Linked DNA regions of Homo sapiens: region 1 is linked to region 2. The links are chromatin contacts, found by Hi-C or POLR2A ChIA-PET in ENCODE. All regions are on one chromosome and are shown on one strand. Each heading gives the region's core, a stretch centred on a gene start or an enhancer-like site at or near the end of the contact. The rest is flanking DNA. Distances are from core to core; before and after follow the strand shown. Region 1 overlaps TCF4 (transcription factor 4). Region 2 overlaps LINC01929 (long intergenic non-protein coding RNA 1929).

Evidence for each region. Hi-C counts contacts between places; a loop is a spot of excess contacts on that map. ChIA-PET counts read pairs that join two places held with the same protein, here RNA polymerase II (POLR2A). Pooled maps may share reads with other maps.
Region 1: a loop to region 2 is called in a pooled map, with 2.5 times the contacts of the local background. The contact joins two enhancer-like sites. A Hi-C loop is called at or near these places in 4 of 50 pooled maps. POLR2A ChIA-PET finds 5 or more read pairs at or near these places in 2 of 52 experiments (H1 and activated naive CD4-positive, alpha-beta T cell).

The regions. Positions count from the first base shown.
Region 1 is chr18:55,383,498-55,386,383 of GRCh38, forward strand. The region is part of intron 6 of TCF4 (transcription factor 4); the gene reads right to left. Among named protein-coding and RNA genes, the nearest start is that of TCF4-AS1, 68 kb to the right of the region's middle. Within about 2 kb of position 1,259, at least 2 of the 41 ENCODE cell types and tissues checked have a DNase peak (open chromatin) inside an H3K27ac peak, as active enhancers do.
Region 2 is chr18:55,109,135-55,111,954 of GRCh38, forward strand. The region is part of intron 2 of LINC01929 (long intergenic non-protein coding RNA 1929); the gene reads right to left. Among named protein-coding and RNA genes, the nearest start is that of LINC01929, 14 kb to the right of the region's middle. Within about 2 kb of position 1,562, at least 2 of the 41 ENCODE cell types and tissues checked have a DNase peak (open chromatin) inside an H3K27ac peak, as active enhancers do.

The DNA.
Region 1 (2,886 bases), core at 9-2,508, 270 kb after region 2:
TGCATATTGTACCAATCCCAGTAGATGCTCAAATAGAGCTTCATTTGAAGACACTACGACAAGGCAAATAATTAAACATTCAAATTCCCAAGCTGATATCTGTATAATAAACAATCTACCCATCACAAAGTCCACCTTGATATCTCTGGCTTACAGGAAATGTCCCAAAGAGGCAGTCCACGTTACTACGGGGTTGGCCATACATTCCATGCTACTGCATAAGAGATTCTGGAATCTTACGCTAAAAGGGCAGTGTCAGGCCTGGCGGTAAAAGAAAAAGAGTAACCCTCATCCAAACTACACACATCCAAAGCACTACTGTCATTACACAAGCCAAATCAGACATGAATGATGTGACCCAGCATTCAGGCTTCAGTGTAACCCCACCATGAAACACTGGGTCTACCTTGAAAATGAACTTCTCATCCTCTTCCAAGTGCTCAGATGAACTGAAACCCCACGAACAATCACTACCAAGAAATAGCACTTCCTACTGGCCTGACTCTTCTGACAGAGAATCTCATGTCTTCCTCTACTAAGAAAGACTCACAGTCACCTTAAAAAGTGACTTTTTGGTCATTACACCTCAGCCCAAGATGGTCAACGGGTTAATATTCTTTTCTGATCTCTTCAATTATGCTGCCTAGAAGTCTGAGGGTTGGCAGGCAGGGCAACCTTGTCAGAGCTGCAGAGAGCTCTGCAGATGTCTCTGTTGTGTTCACTCAAACTGAAAAGGAGAAAAGATGGCCCTCTGACAACAGACAGCTGTCAATTAGATGGCACGCTCACACTCAGTAGGCCAATGAGCGGCAGTGGAGGTGACAAGTGCTTGGCTAATCAGTGTGCCTATAAAAAATCACAGCCCTTCCCTGCGCCACTCACACCAGCACATGAGGTGACAGCATGTGTCGTCTTCAACTGCTCCTGTTCTCCCTACCCCCAGTGTCATCAGTACTGTGAGAAGGCTCAGGTCAATGCAATATGCCTAGAAACAAAAATCAGACCAACAAAAACTGGCATAGGGAAAGAAATCCCTGCAGCAAAATCACCCAAAAAGGGAAATACATTGATACACTAACCTATTCAGAGCTGGTTCACATTGATACTGAAAGAAGACAACCCATTAGATGCTGTTAACAAAAATACTATCAGAAAAGAAGAGCCAAAAGAAGAGCCAAAGTTATCCATCCACCTGACCTTTTTCCCATCCTCCATCTTGTCTTTTTCTCCTCTAGCCACCAGGGGGCACTTTGGGGCTAGCTCCTTGAGGACACTGGAGATTCTGAGCTTTCACAAGTACCTCAATATTGGCGGTGGGGTCAGTGGATGGGGATGGAATGAATCAGAAAGTAGAGCTAAAGGAGAAACCTAGGGATTCTGTAGAGCAGAAAGGTGAGTTCCCAAAATCTTCAGCTCAAATATACCCCTCTAATCTAATCACTAAATGCTGAATTCACTAAGAAACTACCCGAGCCCGACAGATTTTTACTCACTAATGACAAAAAACAACCTCTCTTTCCTCTTTCTCCCTCCCCCTTACCCCCTTTCTCTCTTCCTCTGCCCCCACCCCGTCTCACTTCTCTATTGGTTTCTAAAAGAGCAGCTGATTGGAAGTAGAGAAATCAGGAAGAAAAACAAGGGGTGGCAGGGGGATAACTGGTAACTATAGAGTCAAATTTGTGGCTATCCACCTGCAGCACAGAGACAAAACAGCATCAGCCTGTTTTAGATAAAGATGAATTTGAACAAAATACAAATACATTTAAACTTGACCCTGATTTAGTTGGGAACTTGCATGGCCATTCTATGCCCCAACTACTTTTATTCAACTCTTCTTCTTCACCTATGCCAAATAAGAGGCCAATCTGCCTGCCATACCCAAAAGAAAACCTCCAAATGTTTTTCATAAAATAACTTTTTTTGTTAGATGGTTTCTCTCTTGTCACCCAGGCTGGAGTGCAATGCACGATCTTGGCTCACTTCAGCCTCTGCCTCCCAGGTTCAAGTGATTCTCCTGCCTCAGCATCCCGAGTAACTAGGATTATAGGCGTGAGCCACCACACCCTGCTAATTTTGTATTTTTAGTAGAGATGGGGTTTCACTATGCTGGCCAGGCCGGTCTCGAACTCCTGGCCTCAGGTGATCTGCCCGCCTAGGCCTCCCAAAGTTCTAGGATTATAGGCATGAGCCACCGCGGCCAGGTAAAATTACTTCTAAAAGACCACTGAAGACTAAAAAGGTCAAGTGGAAAGGTAGATATCAGGGATTAGAGTCCTTCATCTTTTGCGAGTCAATGAAAGAATTCACAGCAAAGTTCTGCTCCAAGGCTTGTCCAGCCCTGCTCAAGTTCTCAGGGCCCTAGAGGCTCCCAGTTTCAAGGCAATCAGGCCATCGCTACTGGGTGCCAAAGCTGCAGAATGTCCACACGGCCACTGCCATCAGCTCATTCCTGGAAGACAAAGCTGCCTTTCTTCAAGGGAAATGTAAGGAGCCATTCAATCTCAATCTGCATTCATGACCAACAAGCTGGAGTAGTGCCAGAACAGAGCCTGAGACTGGCCACCAACTCTCCAACATCAACACCTACACCACATTAGTCAAACCAGTACAGCAGGCCCTACTCCCAGCGCCTCCCAGGTACCTCCAGAAGCATGCTGGGTCCCCACCCAGGGAGTCCCCACGGCTCCGCTGAATGACTACATTGCCAGAATGCCAGGCCAATCTGCTGAGTTCATTAGGGTTTGGGACACACCTGTTCCCTCCTTTGCCATGACTCTTTCAAAGCTATAATACCATCCACTTAGACCCATGGACAGCAAAATACGCCAATATCACACAGCCATGGACATTCAGACCATTTCGTATTCTTTACCACCATTCCAGCTA
Region 2 (2,820 bases), core at 312-2,811:
TGTTATCCATGGGAGCTGACAAATGTCTGTCCTCTTAACTCATATCTTCCCAGCATCCAGCAGAGTGCCTTGCCCATGGTAGGTATCTAATAGGTATTTTTTGAATTAATAAGTGAATGAACAAATGATATTTCTTTCTGAAATCTTTGTCATCAATCTAATCTGAAGATTGGGGATATTCTAAATACAGTTTAAATAGCCTTATATTTCTTATTCTCAGAAAATGGCCAAGATATACTTCTGGGGCTGAATGGCTAGACCTGTTTTCCTATGGGAGGGTATGGGGATTCTAGCCATGTGAGATAGCCCATATTTTCCATCTTGTGTCATGCCAGCACTCAGCAGTTTTTATCCCAGTCTTAGTATAGCCCTGAAATCATGGGAGAATATGAATACAGTGAAGTTCAGATGGAGGGTGGCTCAGAGTAGGTTCCCTGGACTAGAGTCCAGCAACTAAAATCCAACTAGTCAGGCCAATGGCAAATGGGCAGCTCCTGGGCACCACGCAGGTTGCTACAAAGAACTCAGATTGAGTTTAGGAGCTACTCAGAGGAACCTGGAACACAACACTGCATCAGCCTGGAGAACACTTTCAAATGCTGAGAGCTTTCCTTACTCCAAGGGCATGTTTGTGAGCTATACTATCCAACCCCCAACCCCTCATACTTGGAGAGATGTAAATCTGAATGACACTTAAGCTCTTTCTCTCTCGTGGATATAGACTGAGATCTTCTATGGGCAAATCATTTTCTAAAGAGGTATGTCATTTCATAGTTTCTTCCTAGATTTGAGGGGATGATGCTATCAATTGTCCCTTAGCCTTTAGAAGAGAGTAGCCTAAGTTGAAGAGTTGCTTTTGTCATGCTAACCAACAGCCAAAGCAGCAGGAATTGTGTGATTGAGGGGAACTTCAGGCAGCCCAGGAGGTGCAGGAGTTTATATTCTCTCTCTGTGGCCTACTCAAAGGACTTTCTGATACATACACCTCCAGGGGAGTGGATAGAGTTTATCACATAAACTCCTCTAGGGAGGATTACTTAGGTAAGACTGGAAACTCAGAGGATCTGAGTAGGGCCAAAAGCCAGAAACTGGTACTCTGAATTATAATCCAGATGTCCAGTGGGAAATGCAGCTTGGGAGAGACCTGCACAAAAGTCCTCCAGCATTTTTGTAGTTTTTGGATCGTTTACTTTAACAAGCTCTTCCCCCACTGCACTCCCACCTCTACCTTTGTTTGTTCAACCTTTCCTATATTGACTTTAAATTAAAAATAAATTTTACAAAACATAACACAATAGAGATTCGATGGCTAAGTGATCACACAGCATTTGCCCCAAAGAATGAAACAATTAAAATCCCATCAGTCTTGATAACGTTTTGTACCGTGATGCTAGACTTCCTGTTGCTTTGACCTCTCTCCTTCCGGCATCCTGTCCGGGGACAGAAATGACACCACAAACGTTTCCTGTGCCTGTCCTCTCCACTTCTGACCCCTCACTACATCCTCTCTCCATCTATTTGGAGAGCAATGATTTGGTTCCTTTGGAATTCCTCCCAGTTCATATATTTGATGACACTTGTTGCTAATTTGGGATGCCGACAATGCAGGCAAAAGCCCGGGCTGAGCTCATACCAGCCTTTAGCCTCCTACGCCACTAGCATACTGGCAAATTGGAAATGCAATATTCTTAGCTATTTTTGGTCATAATTTGTTGTGGGATCCCTTCTCACTGCAGTCTTCCTGAGTATCCTGGATATCTGAAATAAATTAATATCTTAAACTCTTTTAGATACTTTTTCTGTGCCCACTCATTTTGAAAACACCTCTTGAAGTATCATAAATCAGTGTCCTGCTGTGCAACTGTGGGAAGGGTCCTCTGGACAGAGGCTGAGGTCAAGGACTCCAAGTCTGGGACCAAGGAGCTACCATCTTGCTATTTGCCCTGGTGCCATAGGAGCCTTCCTTTTCTTCCCCAAGCATCTCATGTCTGTAGAATTAAGATGTCAGCCCATAGCATAACAGCCAATGGCCAGCCATGCTTAATGCTGTGGTCTGCAGAGCATTCAGTACATTGTTGCCAGCCAGAAGATATTAAATACAAGTCATGACCATACTACCATAGAATAATAATTAAAAGAAGATGAGTTCTGTTGCCTTCATGGTACTCTCCTCCCCATAATTTAGCAGCTGATGGGATTGGGAAGCCAGGCCAGGTACAGAAATGGGGCCCCAGGTGCTGTCTGCATACCTTCCCTGCACCAGGAGGCCTTGGTTCTGAGCCCTGTGCTGTCTGCCTGCTGGCCAGCTGCCTGTGGACACCCACAGATGCCCCCCTGCTGCTCCAGACACACCACTGGAATCTATTCCCAAACAGCACATGTTGGGTTCACATTTTCATCCTCTTCCTTCTTAAGATGAAATCTCCCATTTTTTCCTCTACTGAGAGACCCTACTAACTTACTTTATCTGAATCCACACCTGAACATGATCACTTACCTTTCAGAAGCCAAAAATTAATTACTGGCCTTGCCCAAATCTGCATATCCAGAGCCTAGAAATGCTAGAAGTATTTTGCAAAGTGCCTGGCACAGAGAAGGCATTGACTATGTGGCTTACTGAAGGGAGGGAAGAGACAGAGACAGGAGAGGGAGTAGGAAAGAGGGAGTGAGAAACATTCTAAAACCCAGAGACATTCTAATGTTAAGCCTTCCTTGGGTCATTCCAAGCCTTTCAAAGAGACCTACATCTAAGAGAAAACTATGATTTTACCACCTTATGTGGTTATGTGCTTTTATGACTATCAAAGATATGGAGATGCC